Linked DNA regions of Homo sapiens: region 1 is linked to region 2. Evidence: chromatin loops called from intact Hi-C (ENCODE). Cell type or tissue: A673. All regions are shown on one strand.

Evidence for each region. Peaks named below come from ENCODE experiments on the same cell type or tissue, not always from the same donor. Only the 100,000 strongest peaks of a DNase experiment are listed, where the experiment ranks them.
Region 1: it touches region 2 in a loop (5-fold over the local background); 16 of 110 quality-filtered maps call a loop at or near these places.

Annotation. Positions count from the first base shown.
Region 1 is chr9:89,275,525-89,283,524 of GRCh38, forward strand. It overlaps LOC105376136 (a long non-coding RNA gene), which reads right to left. Exons shown (of 3, transcript XR_930101.4): 3 at 4,923-8,000. Among named protein-coding and RNA genes, the nearest start is that of CKS2, 32 kb to the right of the region's middle. RefSeq lists an enhancer at 6,527-7,045. In A673, a CTCF peak has its summit at 3,675; a DNase peak (open chromatin) is centred at 3,637.
Region 2 is chr9:89,004,217-89,012,216 of GRCh38, forward strand. It overlaps S1PR3 (sphingosine-1-phosphate receptor 3), which reads left to right. Exons shown (of 2, transcript NM_005226.4): 2 at 1-939. SHC3 (SHC adaptor protein 3) reads right to left here. Exons shown (of 12, transcript NM_016848.6): 12 at 1,555-8,000. LOC124902206 reads left to right here and starts at 3,302. Exons shown (of 1, transcript XM_047424308.1): 1 at 3,302-3,961. The coding sequence starts at 3,302. The coding sequence ends at 3,961. In A673, a CTCF peak has its summit at 4,968 (motif pointing left); a DNase peak (open chromatin) is centred at 4,875; H3K27ac peaks cover 965 bases.

The DNA of each region.
Region 1 (8,000 bases), 270 kb after region 2:
CTAGATACAATGCGGTACAGGCATTGGGTAAATACATTTATTCCAAATGAGAGAAATTGGCCAAAACGAAGGGGCTAAAGGCCCCATGCAAGTCCAAAATCCAATAGGGCAGTCATTAAATCTTTAAGTTACAAAATGATCACCTTTGACTCACATCCAGGTCATACTGAGGCAAGAGGTGAGCTCCCATGGCTTTGGGAAGCTCCACCCTTGTGGCTTTGCAGAGTACAGCCCCACCTCCTGGCTGCTTTCACAGGCTGGTGTTGAGTGCCTGCAGCTTTTCCAGGTACATGGTGCAAGCTGTCAGTGGATCTACCATTCTGGGGTCTGGAGGATGGTGGCCCTCTTCTCACAGCTCCACTAGGCAGTGGGGACTCTGTGTGGGGCTCCAACCCCCACATTTCCCTTCTGCACTACCCTAGCAGAAGTTCTCCATGAGGGTTCCACCCCTACAGCACACTTCTGCTTGGACATCCAGGCATTTCCATATATCCTCTGAAATCTAGGTGGAGGTACCCAAACCTCAATTCTTGACTTCTGTGCACCCACAGGCTCAACACCAAGCGGAAGCTGCCAAGGCTTGGTGCTTGCACCCTCTGAAGCAATGGCTCAAGCTGTACCTTGGCCTCTTTTAGCCATGGCTGGAGCTGAAGCAGCTGGGATGCAGAGCACCATGTCCTGAGGCTGCACAGAGCAGTGTGTACCTGGGCCTGGCCCAGGAAAGCATTTTTCCCTCCTACGCCTCAGAGCCTGTGATGGGAGGGGCTGCCATGAAGGTCTCAGACATGCCCTGGAGACATTTTCCCCATTGTCTTGGTGATTAACATTTGACTTGTTACTTATGCAAATTTCTGCAGCTGGCTTGAATTTCTCCCCAGAAAATGGGTTTTTCTTTCCTATCACATTGTCAGGCTACAAACTTTCCAAACTTTTATGCTCTGCTTCCTCTTGAATGCTTTGCTGCTTAGCAATTTCTTCTGCCAGATACCTTAAATCATCTCTCTCAAGTTCAAATTTCCACAGATCTCCAGGGCAAGGGAAAAACGCTGCCACTTTCTTTGCTAAAGCATAGCAAGAATCTCCCTTGCTCCAGTTCTGAAGAGGTTCTTCATCTCCATCTGAGACCACTTCACCTGAACTTCATTGTCCATATCACTACCAGCATTTTGGTCAAAACCATTCGACAAGTCTTTAGAAAGTTCTACACTTTCCCACATCTTCCTGTCTTCTTCTGAGTCCTCCAAACTGTTCCACTCTCTGCCTGTTACCCAGTTCCAAAGTTGCTTCCACGTTTTCGGGTATCTTTATAGCAGCAACCCACCCTTGGTACCAATTTACTGTATTAATCTGTTCTCACACTGCTATGAAGAAATACTTACCTGAGACTGGGTAATTTATAAAGGAAAGAGGTTTGATTGACTTACAGTTCTGCATTGCTGGGGAGGCCTTAGGAAACCCACAATCATGATGAAGGCACCTCTTCACAGGGTAGCAGGAGAGGAATGAGTGCCAGCAGGGGAAATGCCAGACACTTATAAAAACATCAGAGCTCATGAGACTCACTATCACAAGAAAAGCATGGCGGAAACTGCCTCCATGATCCAATTACCTCCACCTGGTCCCTCCCAAGATACATGGTGATATGGGAACTAACTTGAAGATGAGATTTCAGTGGGGAAACAGTCAAACCACATCAAGTGGCCTGTGGTGTTCAAGGTTAAGTGCCTTCTCCTAATTCTGCAGAGTTGAGCTGGCTATCTACAGGTGTTCTTGCATGATCTGAAGAGACTTGTACACTGGCTGTAGGAGTGCATGGGGAGCACTGGCTATGGAAGTTGTGCGGAGTTCTGGGGGCACATGTGAGCTAGTTGGGGGGATAGTCCACATTCTGTAAGGTTTGTGTGTGAGCCTCTTGATGAAATTCGCAAGGTGGTTGGTAGAAACTGTGGCCCTTTGCTAAGTCCCATGTTCCAGTTGCTATGAGCTTCCACCACTTTTCCCTGTTCCTAGCTACTCAAAGACTATTTAGCTGTACCAATCCCTTCAGTGTTTAGGGTGGAGTGAAAAGAAAGTGCACCTCCCACATGGCTGGGGAAGCCAGGTACTAGTACACTACACTTTCACTTTCATCTTTCCCTGCAGGAGAAATCACAGGCTAAGAGGGCCTCTCTTGTCACTGGGCTGTGCCTTTGGGGGAAGGTTGATGCAAGTAAAGTGAAACTGTTTTTCTTACCCATTTTTCTATTGCTAGTCTCAGATTTTTTGCTCCTATGGGGTGCTGGAGCCTTTTTGCTGGACTTCCAGGCTTCCAGAAAGGTATTGTTGGCAATGGGCAGTTGCCAAAATTGGTGTGTCTGTGGAAGGCTAAGGACTCAAAACTCCTATTCTCACTGATGTCACTTCTCAGTAAGTTGGTTTGTGAGTAATAAAATTAATATCTTCTTTTTATTTTTGCCCCAATATTTGTTTCTTAATTTTTAATTTTAATTTTAATTTTTCTTTTAAGTTTCACATATACCCGGTTTACAGGGTCAAATCATTAGAAAATCAAATAATTAGTAGATTTTCCTTCTTATCCAGCATACTGAAGACTTCATATTTATACCAAAAAACAAATTTTTTAATATACCAAAATAAACAGACATTCCATTCTCTGAAGTCCTTGTGTGGATTCAACTGCTTACTAAGCAACTAACATAAAATATGAAATAAGTCTAATCATAACAAGTTAAAACAATGTTCTACCTTTAGAAATTTATTTAGAAATTTATATTAAGTACACATGATTCAAAGATTTTAGTAGTATTAATACTTATTCCTAGAAAGGATATATAATATTCTTCTGAGTATCTTTAAAACTGGATTAAAGGAAGGTGTCTTCTTATTTTTCTATTTTTCCTGCTTCCTGTTAGCTATTTTTAAAAATATTTTATTTGTTAGTTTGAAAGTTACTAATGAGACAAGCCAACACTCAGGATAATGCTTTTCTAGTTATCTGTTCCTTCTCATGACTGTTCCCTGAGAAAATCCAATTATCTTCTTCTATCACCACCATTTCACTCCCCACACCCTACAACCAGTGGCATGATGGAGTTGGCCCAGGAAGACCTGTTTTCCCCCATGGTTAAATTATTATAAATCCTGTGAGCCTGTTACTAAACAGTTGGTAGCTTGAAATCTGACACTGGAAGAGTATTTACACCAAGGAAATTGGCCAATTCTACTAGGGCTTCCTCCACTCCTCCCAGAGCCCATTGTTAAATATTCACTTAGAACACCACTGCAGGCCGGGCGTGGTGGCTCAGCCTGTAATTCCAGCACTCTGGGAGGCCAAGGTGGGTGGACTGCTTGAATCCTGGGCAACATCATGAAACCCTGTCTCTACAAAAAAAAAAAAAAGAAAGAAAGAAAAAAATAGCCAGCAGTAGTGGCTGTGGTTCTAGCTACTCGGGAGGCTAAGGTGGGAGGATCGCTTGAGCCCGGGAGGCGGAGGTTGCAGTGAGCCCAGATTGCACCACTGCACTCCAGTGTGGGTGACAGTGAGATCCCATCTCAAAATAAAGTAAAATAAAATAAAATAAGAACACCACTGCCTACAAATGCTCAGCCAAAAAGCAAAGTCCATCTTGAGCTACTGTTTATAAACAATAGGAGTAGCAAGCCCTCTCGTGGCTATTATCAGAATTGCAGAGGATAAGGAGATAAGGTAAAAAGATCAAGATTTCATCCCAAATATGTTTTATATAAGGCTTTAGAATGATAGTGTTGATTGTTGTAGTTTAATATCTCCTGCCTCTGTGCAAACTTTTCTCAAACTACCCAAAAAACACCACTTAGGTTTCCCTTTCTCATGAGTTGTAAATATCTCCTTAGTAAGAGTAGGCTTTTCTTTGTGTCCCTATAGCAAAGACTGTATTATTCACTTTTAAGGACATGCATTTTCTGTGGGTTACTGTGGGCATGTCACAGGAAAGGTTGTGTGTTTTGAAACTGTCTGTGTATCTTAGCCATACAATTAAGCCATATGAGGAATGCAAACCAGTCACCACTGCATATTAAAACACAAACCACATCAGATTACCCTCCTGCTTAGCAGGCCTCAATGGTTTCCTGTTGTATCTAAAATAAAATCCAGATACTTCACCAAACCCCATGGATCCTCGGTGGCCTAGCTCCTGCCGTGTCTCCTGCTCTGCTTTTCCTTACTGTCCCCTTCCCGTTATACAAATGTTAGGGCAAAGGCCACTCCTCAGTGGGGCCTTTTCTGGACACCTGCTCTGAACCAATGCCCACCCACCCACCCATCTGTTAATTGGTCACATCATCAGGCTTGGTTTTCTTCCCACCACTTATCTCCACCCAAAATCATCCTATTTGCTTACGTGTTGAATCTGACCCACCCAGTGGAAGGGAAGCTGGAAGCTCAGTGTGGACAAGCCCTGGTCTGTCTTACACACAGTGTTTTCCCCATAACAGGCTCCTGGTGTGAGTCACGGGGAAAGCTACAGATGCCCACAGGCAAAAGAATTGGGAGCCCTACACCCATCTACCCTCCAACCCCAGCTCTTATTTGAGTGTAGAGTGAAAAACTGGCTCATTTTGCCCGGGACTGTCACTGTTTTACCATTAAAAGCCACCATCCTAGGAAATCCTTTACCCTCAGACAAATCTAGAATGGCTGGTCACCTTATATGTTATCTAGAATTGCTTTCTGGGATGATTTTGAAAAATAAATGACTTTTTTAAAATATAAAAGCTTCCTCTGAATAACAAAATTTAATTTGCAGATTATCCTTTAGCATTCTATAAAAAATATTATTTATTTTAGCAGAGTTGACTTTTCTTGGCATATACATTTGTATTTGTCTTAGCACTTAAAATATATATGAAGCATATTGTAAAAAAAAAGAAAAAGGATCATATTGTATTCACAGGTAATGCTTTTAATTTTAAATGTCATTGAAGAAATAATCTGGTACAAACATGGCACACATGACTCATTGCTGGTAGGGTTAGAGACTTCCCACTTGAAGTCACTTTGATTCCTAAAATAAGTTTATTGATGTGTTTCTTTTACATTACATCTTCCTGATTTTAAAAAAATGTGTTATGTTTTCTTTTCTTTTTCTTATTTTTTTATTTTAAGACAGAGTCTCACTCTGTTGCTCAGGCTGGAGTGCAGTGGCATGATCATAGCTCACTGCAGCCTCAACCTCCTGAGCTCAAGTGATTGTCCCGCCTCAGCCTCCCAAGTTGCTGAGACTACAGGTGCATGCTACCATGCCTGGCTAATTTTTTTTTTAATTAGAGACAAGATTTCACCATGTTGCTCAGGCTGGTTTTGACCTTCTGAGTTCAAACTATCCTCTCACCTCAACCTCCTGAAGTGCTGGGATTATAGTCATGAGCCACGGCGCCCCAGACCTTATTTTCAAAAGATATATTTTTCTTCATTTCTCCTTGAACTTGGAGGGAACACTGCCTCAAAAGAAGTACATTAACAACATTGGCTAAACCTTCTAAGTCGTCTAAATTAGGAAAGGATCGGTTGGCCTTCAGGTTACATTTATTAGAATGACTCACTGAAGGGAACAAATATTTCAAAAGATAAAATGTAATTTTCAATTTAGTGAATTAAAATGCAACCACGTGTAATCTGAACTCACCCACATGATCAGTGTACAGAAGAGCTTTTGATCTGTATCATGTTGTTGAAAATTCATTAGAGGCCACGCAAGCATTTCTACTTGTTGGTTGTATCATCCTGTTGGCAGGAAGACAGCTAGCACTGAGGCCAAGGGCTGTGGAGGACAACAAGTAGTGACCAGGAATGCATATCATCCTATCTGCTGTTTCCAGTCCTCATTCTCACTTTTGTCAGGATTTCCATCTGTCCTCAGAAATCAGGAAGAACCAGCATCAGGGCAAAGAGTTCAGGGGCAGTATGCAAAGCTTTACTAGTTGACATGGACATTAATGTTGGAGAGGGAACCTGTGGATCTCCTCATTTCCCTTCTCGATCGCTGTTGACTATATTCCAAGGCTAACAAAAGGTTTGCAAGACAAAATCTTGAGGACAAACCTTAAGTCTGTTAAAGTCACAGTCATGACATTTCTCAAAGTGTGATCCAGTGAACATCCACAACCCGAAATCACATGGGGTGCTTATTAAGAATGCGGGTTTTCAGGTTCTGTTAAATCAGAATCCCTCGGGGGCGGTCCCCAGGAACCTGCATTTGTAACAAATCCTTTGGGTGGTTCTGGCACATACTAGGGTTGAGGCTTCATGATCGTTTGCTATGGTGTGAATGTGTCCGCCAAAATTCAGGAGTTGGAAAATTAATCCCAGTGCAGCAGTGTTGACGGGTGAAGCCTAAATGGGAGGTGCTTAGGTCATGAGGGCTCTGCCCTCATGAACAGATTAATGTGGTTCTAAAAAGGACTTGCAGAAGTGCGTTCTCTCTATTCTGCTCTTCTGCAATGTGAGGAGAGTTTTTGCCCTTTTGCCCTTCTATCTTCTGCCACGTGAGAACGCAGCAAGGCTCTCATCAGATGCTGGTGCCTTGATCTTGGATGCCCCAGCCTCCAGAACTGCAATAAATTTCTGTTCTTTATAGATTTCCCAGTGTCAGGTATTTTGTTATAGCAGTATGAAACAGGTCAAGACTTTCTCAATCTTTACAGCATAACTGATCAGGCGCAGTGGCTCACGCCTGTAATCCCAGTGAGAGGTGACAGTGTGCTGGCAGTCCTCACAGCCCTCTCTCGCTCTGGGCGCCTCTTCTGCCTGGGCTCCCACTTTGGCGGCACTTGAGGAGCACTTCAGCCCACTGCTGCACTGTGGGAGTCCCTTTCTGGGCTGGCCAAGGCCGGAGCCCGCTCCCTCAGCTTGCAGGGAGGTGTGGAGGGAGAGGCGCGGGTGGGAACTGGGGCTGCGCGCCACAGGCCAGCTGGAGTTCCGGGTGGGCGTGGTCTTGGCGGGCCCTGCACTCGCAGCTGCCGGCCGCCCCTGCCGGCCCTGGGCAATGAGGGGCTTAGCACCCGGGCCAGCGGCTGCGGAGGGTGTACTGCGTCCCCAGCAGTGCCAGCCCACCGGCGCTGCGCTCGATTTCTCACCGGGCCTTAGCTGCCTTCCCGCGGGGCAGGGCTCCGGACCTGCAGCCCGCCATGCCTGAGCCTCCCACCCCCTCCATGGGCTCCTGTGGGGCCCGAGTCTCCCCGATAAGTGCCGCCCCCTGCTCCACGGCACCCAGTCCCATCGACCACCCAAGGGCTGAGGAGAGCGGGCGCAGGGCGCAGGACTGGCAGGCAGCTTCACCTGCAGCCCCAGTGCGCGATCCAGTGGGTGAAGCCAGCTGGGTTGAGTCTGGTGGGGACGTGGCGAACCTTTTGTCTAGCTCAGGGATTGTAAATACACCAATCGGCACTCTGTACCTAGCTCAAGGTTTGTAAACACACCAATCAGCACCCTGTGTCTAGCTCAGGGTTTGTGAACGCACCAATCGACACTCTGTATCTAGCTACTCTGGTGGGGCCTTGGAGACCCTTTGTGTCCACACTCTATATCTAGCTAATCCGGTGGGGAGGTGGAGAACCTTTGTGTCTAGCTCAGGGATTGTAAACGCACCAATCAGTGCCCTGTCAAAACAGACCACTGGGCTCTACCAATCAGCAGGATGTGGGTGGGGCCAGATAAGAGAATAAAAGCAGGCTGCGGGAGCCAGCAGTAGCAAACCACTTGGGTCCCCTTCCACACTGTGGAAGCTTTGTTCTTTCGCTCTTTGCAATAAATCTTGCTACTGCTCACTCTTTGGGTCCACACTGCTTTTATGAGCTGTAACACTCACCGCCAAGGTCTGCAGCTTCACTCCTGAAGCCAGCGAGACCACGAGCCCACCGGGAGGAACGAACAACTCCAGACGTGCCGCCTTAAGAGCTGTTAACACTCACCTGGAAGGTCTGCAGCTTCACTCCTGAGCCAGCGAGACCACGAACCCACC
Region 2 (8,000 bases):
AGTGAAATCCTGTTTCTACTAAAAATACAAAAATTAGCTGGATGCGATAGCACGTGCCTGTAGTCCCAGCTACTCGGGAGGCTGAGGCTGGAGAGTTGCTCAAACCCGGGAGGCGGAGATTGCAGTGAGCCAAGATCGCACCGCTGCACTCCAGCCTGGGTGACAGAGCGACCCTCTGTCTCAAAAAATAATAATAATAATAAATAAAACAACAACAAAATGCATCAGAGAGCCAAAACATTCAGTATTGCATTTTCACATAGGTGATGAAATGACTTTGGAACTTTATCTGTGTTATAGTTATGAGTTGCTTTGGGAGACTTGGAGCTCTCTGTAGCTATTGTTCATAACACTTTGCTCCATAACCCTGATGTCCGCAGTATCTAAGTATCTCAGCCTTCATCCATTAACTCTACTAGGGAGCCCACAGCCACCATTTCCACTAGGAGGTATCAATATTTGTGGTATGACATAAGGCTCCCTTGAAATAACAAGACTTTTGAGCAATCTGAATTAAAAATACATCAAAAAAGTAATAGCGCTCATTTGCTAAATGCAAAAAATAATCACCTTTGATACCAATGTGCACCAATATGCCTAACTAGCTAGCCAGCTGGAGATAATTTACCAGGGAATGTTTCAAAGCCCTAACCTTGAAGTTTGGAAACAGGTGGTCTTCTATGCTGCAGAGAAACTATGCATTAGGTCTCTTTTCAATTAGAAACCTTTACTATTTCCAATGTATGTTTGTTAAAAATAATAATAATAAAACCAAAAGCCTTTGTGGAAACCCACTCTTCGTAGTCCATGTGATGGGATTGTTTTATCGTTTTCACCGGGTGCCCTCCCCACTGCAGGGGTGCGCACTGTTGTTGCAGGCTTGCTACCCACCTGTGTTTCTTAGCATTTCAGGAATTAAACCACATTCAGAACCCCAAATAACCTTTCCCCTTTCTTCTTACCCACTATCATAGGTGGTATTTTAATGAAGCGTCTGTGCCTTGGGTGCTATTTACACCAATTTTGGTAGGTCATACTATTTTGAGAATGGTCTTTTGATAGGGAGAAATTTCTAAGACCCATGGTAATAAAAGTGCAGCTCAAAGACATGGGACCTCTTGTCCTGCCCCATTTGCTGTTGTTTATGCAGCAGGAGAGAATAGGTCAGAACCAACCTTTGCACACTAGCTTTCTCCCACACAAACGGTCCATTTTAGCCTCTCTGTCCCACTTGCTATGTAAAGAGGAGGCCAGTGCTCGGCATAACTGTTCTGGTAGCGATGCTTGTTACAACTCATGATGAAATGTCCCAACGCAAGTGAGGACGCAGCTGCCCGCCCCAGAGCTAGAAGGTAAGGTGAGTTCTCTAGGAGTACATCTGCCCGGATGCATTTTCATTCCGCAGCCTTGATGAATGGGACGAGGCTTTGTTGTGACTGTTTTTTAAGCAGTCCCCCAGGGAATCACTGAAAATACCTACTTCTTAGAGAAAAGTTTCAAGCTCCCCTCCTCTCTTTTGTGAGGCAATACAAAATCCATCATCCAAATGAAAGATACTTTTCACAACAGCCTTTATTGCCTGCAGACTTACATGTATAGTCCTTTAAACAATTAACTGTTTAGAAAATGGTTGTTTCTCTCAACCCTTGAGCCAGTTATTCCACGCTGGTAAGACCCTTTCACAGAAATGTAACAAGGTGCATTTTATAGAAAACATCTAATTAAATCACCAGTTTCATGCTTTTAAGTTGTATCTACAAGTGCAAAACTGCAACACCCAAATGTTTTTAGTATCTAAGTCAGATATCCAAAAGTTAGCTCCATAATCAGAAATGCGCACACCACTGTTCTGATAATAAAGGCACATTTTCCAATAACCAATTATAACAAGAAGTGCAGCATTACCTAAATTGGGTGTGTCATCTTCCCCTCCTGGGTCACAGGATGACACCTGGGGATGCGATGCCGTGCCTGCACTTGGCGATCCCAGGAGCACAGAAATGCACCAGACAGATCATGAAGGGCTAATGCTTGGAAACCACACCATTTCCTGACAGAGTGAAGGAATCCCTGTGGATTTATCAAAAGGGAGGAGGGAATTTAAGCTAATTCTCTTCACCTGCTGTATTCTCAAATCTCCAAAACACCAGATAACTTAGGTTTTTTCATTTGTCATAGAACAAAGATTAGAGAACTTGAAATTCGTTTTGCATTTCCACTCCTCAGGGATGTCAAAAAAGCCAGTTCTGTTCCAGCACAAAGTAGAAAGTGGTGAATTGGCAATACGCCAAGACATAGACTGTTACAGTAATTCTTTTTGTTTCACAAAAGTTAATGGAAACAAAACAACTTTCAGATAATATTCATTTGTCAGTATGTATAATTTGCCATCCAAATGCTTTTTAAAAAGTTATTATCTTATTATTACACATTAAATTTACATGGAGTTGTCTCCTAATCCTGGGATTTTAACACCAAATGTTTAATTCTGAATACAAAGAAACATTCACATACTTAATTTTACAATATTCTGGAACAAGTTATATTCAAAAGTCAAATGAACAGAGAACATTCCACTTGCAACCAACACATAGCTGTTAACAAAATTAACCCCATTAATATTTAAAGACGGATTTATCCATTAATGCCTGTTTTAATTGTCACTTGATTTTGATGGTTAGAAACTTTGGTTATGGTAAAAATGATCACATGAGTGGGAATTCATTACCTCAAAGCTCAGGACCACAGCTCCCCATGTGCATGTTTTTCTGTCTGCAGTATTTCAAGGTGAGACAACAAAATAGACACCTAAAATTGTATGAGATTTTATTCCTGGTGCTTTTTCAGCGAGAACCATTTTTCCAGACCTAGGGAAGGAGCCTGTGTGTTTTTGGCCTGAAGGATTCATCAATTCAGAGCATCTGTGACAGCCAGGAGGAGGAAAGAAGGGAGGCTGGGATCACCTCCCGCCCCTTCTAGCATCTCTACTGAGAGTGACAACTCCAGGCTGTCCACCCCCATCCTGAGCCTTCCACACTCTTCTCCGTGCCACTAACACTCAGTATCTGACGCCTGCAGTGCGAAGCCTCCAGAGTCCCCAGACTGACCTGGGCACTCCACCCTTGCTGGTTCTACTTTACTTGGACACACGGGTACCTTAAGGCTTGTCACACTCCAACACCTTTGTGTGTGTGTGTCTTTATTTCTTTCTAGGTTATAAACTCAGGCAGAGGCCTCATACATTCACTTCTCTATCCCACCATCCCAGTACAGGGCCAGCCACATATTAACTAATGCACAAATGAGGCCAAGAAACTGGCTAGAAATCCCAAGAAACTGTGCCAAGTATATGCAGCTGCACCTGGGAATACACGAAAGCATGACATCACGAGCACAGCCTCCTCCACCACACCTTCCCTTTCTCCTCCTTCCCTGCTGGCCTCAGACAGCTATGCATGGCTGCATGAAGGAAGATCTAAATCTGGACTTGTTTTATCCTCCCCTTCCCTTCTTCTCACCTTTATTCTGCCTCCACCTTCTTCTTTCTTTGTCTTCCCCCACTGGCTTCTCTGTCATTTCCCACAGTGGGTTCCCCCAATCCCTGTGGTCCTCATGTCCTGTTCTTGTTCTCTTTGTGCTGGATCTCACATCCTACAGCATCCAGGACCATCCTCCATGGCTGATGCCACAGCCTGCCAATTCCCAAATTCTTCACGTTTGTTTGACTTCCTACTTAGCTGTAAAACCAAAGCCCAGGGAGGAGTCCCAAGGTGCACAACACAGAGCCAATCTGCGTGTGTACAGAGATGCAGATCCGTTTTTAATCAATGTAAGTATATGCGTATATGTATATACATATGCAATTCACATTCACAAGTCCTGGTATAAAGTTGCAATTTTTCTGGCTGCTATAAAATGTGCCAGTTTTAAAACTGTGCATTTGTTGCTTGCAAACTTATAAATATGTATAAACCCCATTATAAATAAATTATGGCTGGCAGATGGCATTTAAGCTGCCAGCAATGGTTGCATGGAGTTATAAATGCTTATTAATTCTCCACTTTTAAATTCACAGCACGGACCCTGGGATCTGTGACATGAAGTGGTGTGAAAGCATAATTATAAATTAGAGGGGGGAAAGCCATCAATAAGAGACAGGTAAGGGCTGGAAACTCTCACTAGTGAGTGGTTCTCAAAGTCAAGACTTCAGAGCAGCTGCACCAGCATCACCTCGAGATTTTTTGAAATGCAAATTCCCGGGCCCCACTCCAGACCTAGGGAGTCAGGAACTTGGCGGGGCCAGGGGGGTGGAAGGGCCTGCAATCTTTGTCTGAACCAGCTCACAGGGTGGTTCTGATGCCTGCCTTCCACTCGAAGTCTGCTTGTCACGAACGCCTGTCTCAGCTCAGGGACATCCCCGGCTTAGGAAGTATGCTCAGGTGTGTGCAGGGCCAGTCAGAAATTGTTTCCAGAAACAGCCTTTCATAAGTGATAGACTTGGTGAATAAATACCCCAGCTGTCTCCCCGCCTTGCTGGGTGAACTCTGGGGTGTCAGCTCTGTCTCTCGGGGTTCCCCGGTGGGATTCAGCTCCAGTTGTGCACATGACGGTAACTTACTTGATAATGCACGCCTTCCCCGTCAGCTTCCTTCTCTCCCTACTTCCGGGATCTTCACTCAAATAAACTACATAACCTCAAGTCCTCTCTCAGGGTCTCCTTCTGGAGGAACCCCAACTAAGAGGAAGTAGAAACACTGTCTCTCCCATCTGAATGACTCAGGCTTTTATGCATTTTGAGATGGAGCACAGATGTAGAACCCCTGGAGGGAAGCACTGCTTGCCATTTCCGTGGGGCAGGGGGCTAGCTTTACGTGCAGGCCCAGGACTGTGAGTCCTGTGCTCTTTTCTAAGTTGATCCCCAGGCCCTTGCATGGCTCCAGTTTCCTCTTCTGAAAAGCAGGGCCCCCTACTGGGCTGTCTTACCAAGCTCCCTTCCCTGTGATCCTGTGTGGAGCTGACAGTTCTAGGTTGGCACTATGTCCAGGAGTGGGTTTGTCCTCTTCATCTTTCTTAGAGCCAGCTTTGAAAGTTCCATGGGAGAACCTGAGTATTACTCTGAAACCCACTGCAAGGTCTGTCTGAGTCCTGCAATGACCTCTTTGCAATCTTTCCACAATCTTCCCACTCACTCCCAATCCTACTGTCACCGTCCACAGAAAGGGATTTATGGACAGCACACAAAGTTGGGCCAGCGAGAGAGAACCAATGGGCACGCTGGGAATGCACAATTTTAGAAAATCATTGCGCTTATATGTTTCATATATTTGTCAATCCCCAGCACGCCCTCAAGCTGGGAACATGTATAGCCCTGCAGTGTAGAGCACGCCAAGGCTCAGAGAAATCCAGCAACCCGCCTGAGTCCACGCCGTTCTGGGTGTGCCAGGGTGGAGGCTGGATGGAGGTATCTACTCGTGGCCCGCATTGCCTCTGCCCTGGAAAGGCCTATAGTCCGAGGCTTCTGCCCAGCTCAGCCCAACAGAAAAGAAATGTGTGACTGCCTTCAGGTAGCAGCCAGTTTGGAGGAAATGAGGACCCAGACGTCCATCTTCAAGCATTGCTTATAGAAAGAAGCTACCCAAGTGTCGGACGCTACTGAAAAGGAAAGCTTTATTTTGGGAGCTGGGGGCCACCTTCAGAATCCCAGCACCAGACATGGAGGTTGGGCTGGACACACATGTCCACTGTTCCCCTGGCACATGGGCCCTTTAGGGTCCACCCTTCCCTAGGCCTGTCCTTCCTTTTAAGTTAGGACTTTACCTACACACACGGCTTGTCATTTCCCGTCTTTATTAGAAATTACCCACAACTTCCTCCACCTCCAGGAGGCCCTAAAGAAGGCCATATATGGCCCAATCAGGCCTTTGTCCATTATCCCAACATCATAGATGGCCTGACAAAATAGCTGCTCGCTCATCAAGGCTGAGCGGACGCCCAGTCTTTGGGTGCTTCAAATATAAAAAACAGCAACAGTGGTGTCTTAAGCACAGGATTAAAGATTGAGTCATTTGACTGCGGTGTTTTTCACCTCCCCACCCGATTCTCCGGTTAGCTACTCAGAGGCAGCCTTGGAGGTCAAGAATCAAAGCTGACTTAAACCACAATGAGCACCCCCATGAGAGGCCCAGCCGGCCTCCGTGGGACAGAGATGTCATTTGAAGCACAGCTGATTCATTCGTGGGGTTAGGGGAGGTGGGTGGGGGTCTCTAGGGCCACTCGGTAAGGGCAGAGGGGCCGTTTTAGGACTGCTGGCCCCCACCTTGTACTCCCAGAAGACATAGAGTTTGGGGTTAAGTGTTGGGGGTGCCCATTGGAGGGACAGCAGGGCCCAGGTGCACTCTGCAGGACCAGGGTGGCCCAGCACAGCAGCAGCGACTGTGCCCTGGAAGCCTGAGGCCCTGGAACGCAAGGCCTAATGCCATTCCCGCTGCGTTCATTGTTCAGCTTCCCTGCCCTGCCCAGGCAGAGATGTGGCCTGAGAAAGTGTGGGGAAGAGGGGCCCAGGCTAGACAGGGAGGAGCCTCCATTGCTTTTGCCTTGGAATCCTGAGCTCAAAGCACAGGCTGGCACACAGCAGGGCTCACGAAATGCTGAGTGAGCAGAAGAGCTCTGCAGCCAGATGACAACATGGCCTCCAGGAAGGTGTGGCACCAGCCCCAGCCTCACTTTCCCCATGTGTCTGTGAGGCTCACAGGAATGGCCCACCACACAGTGCTGGAGGGAAGAGTTGGGATAACTAATGTGTGCTCTAACCCACTTTACAAATGGGAGGGAACAAAGATTAGAAAATCGCTGCCATCTGCTATGTCTGAAGCCTGCTCACTTCACTGGCACTATTCTAGTGTAACCAATATATAATCTGAGCTTAAAAATGTATATTTTGAATTAATATTAAAAAGAAAAAATTCGACTCCAATACTTTAAATTTTCTAAATTGATTCTCATGCAAAAAATATATATATTTTCTATCACCATCGAACTAGACACTGACTTCACAGCAAGAGCTACTAAAGCTGCAGGTTACCATTCAAGTCCCCCCAAGAGAAAAATAAAGTAAATCAAATGTTACAGCATTCACAGCTCCTAACTTGCATTTCCTACTTTGCTATTGTCCCTGAATGTTATAATAGCATTTTGACCTTTCACAAGTGGGGAATGCATGAATGTAGAAAGAAGGTCATTTCGCACATTTTTCTATGTGGTGCACATTCATGCACAGGTGGGTCAGAGCTGTGTGTGTCTCTCCAGGGCTCCCAGCCTCCCAGAGGACAGATGTGCAGGGCAGCTCTCAGAGCACCCAAGTCTATGCTGTCTTGGGGCAGGAGCCTGATGCAGCTGCTGCCAGCAACCCCGTGGAGCCGTCTGCTTCTGGATCACTAAGCAGAGTATCCACATGATGCCTGAAGCCAAAACCATTTCAGAAAACAGCAGTGCAGTCTACAGTAGTGTCAGACTCTCCAGAGTTTCAATCCACTGCAGAACATTCTAGAACACTGACTTCACTGTCATCTCAAATTCACTGGACCCTCAAAGGCAAAGACTCCCTAGAAGGCCATGTATGAAGGCTGGGGCCTGCCCTGACTCATCCTCACTGGTTAGCTCTAACCTGTCCTTCCATCTGGCCACACGCACACCCCAAGGCAGAAATGGGGCTCATACCATTGGCATTAGAACTTAGCAGTATTATTATCTGCCAGATTTTTCAGTCTCCTCATAACTCTCCTTACAGGATCAGATTTATCACTATCCAACTCTAAGCGTGTTTAGTGTGTCTTTCTGTTCTGCTGACCCATACCCTACAGGGTGCTGTACCCTGTGGGGTCTCACCAGAACAAGAGCCACGCTGCCAGCAAGCAAATGGATCCATCTATTCTTTAAAGGGCATCTGTGAAAATCACAGGGCAATCTCAGCCCAGATAGTATTTGAAAGGTATAAACATTGC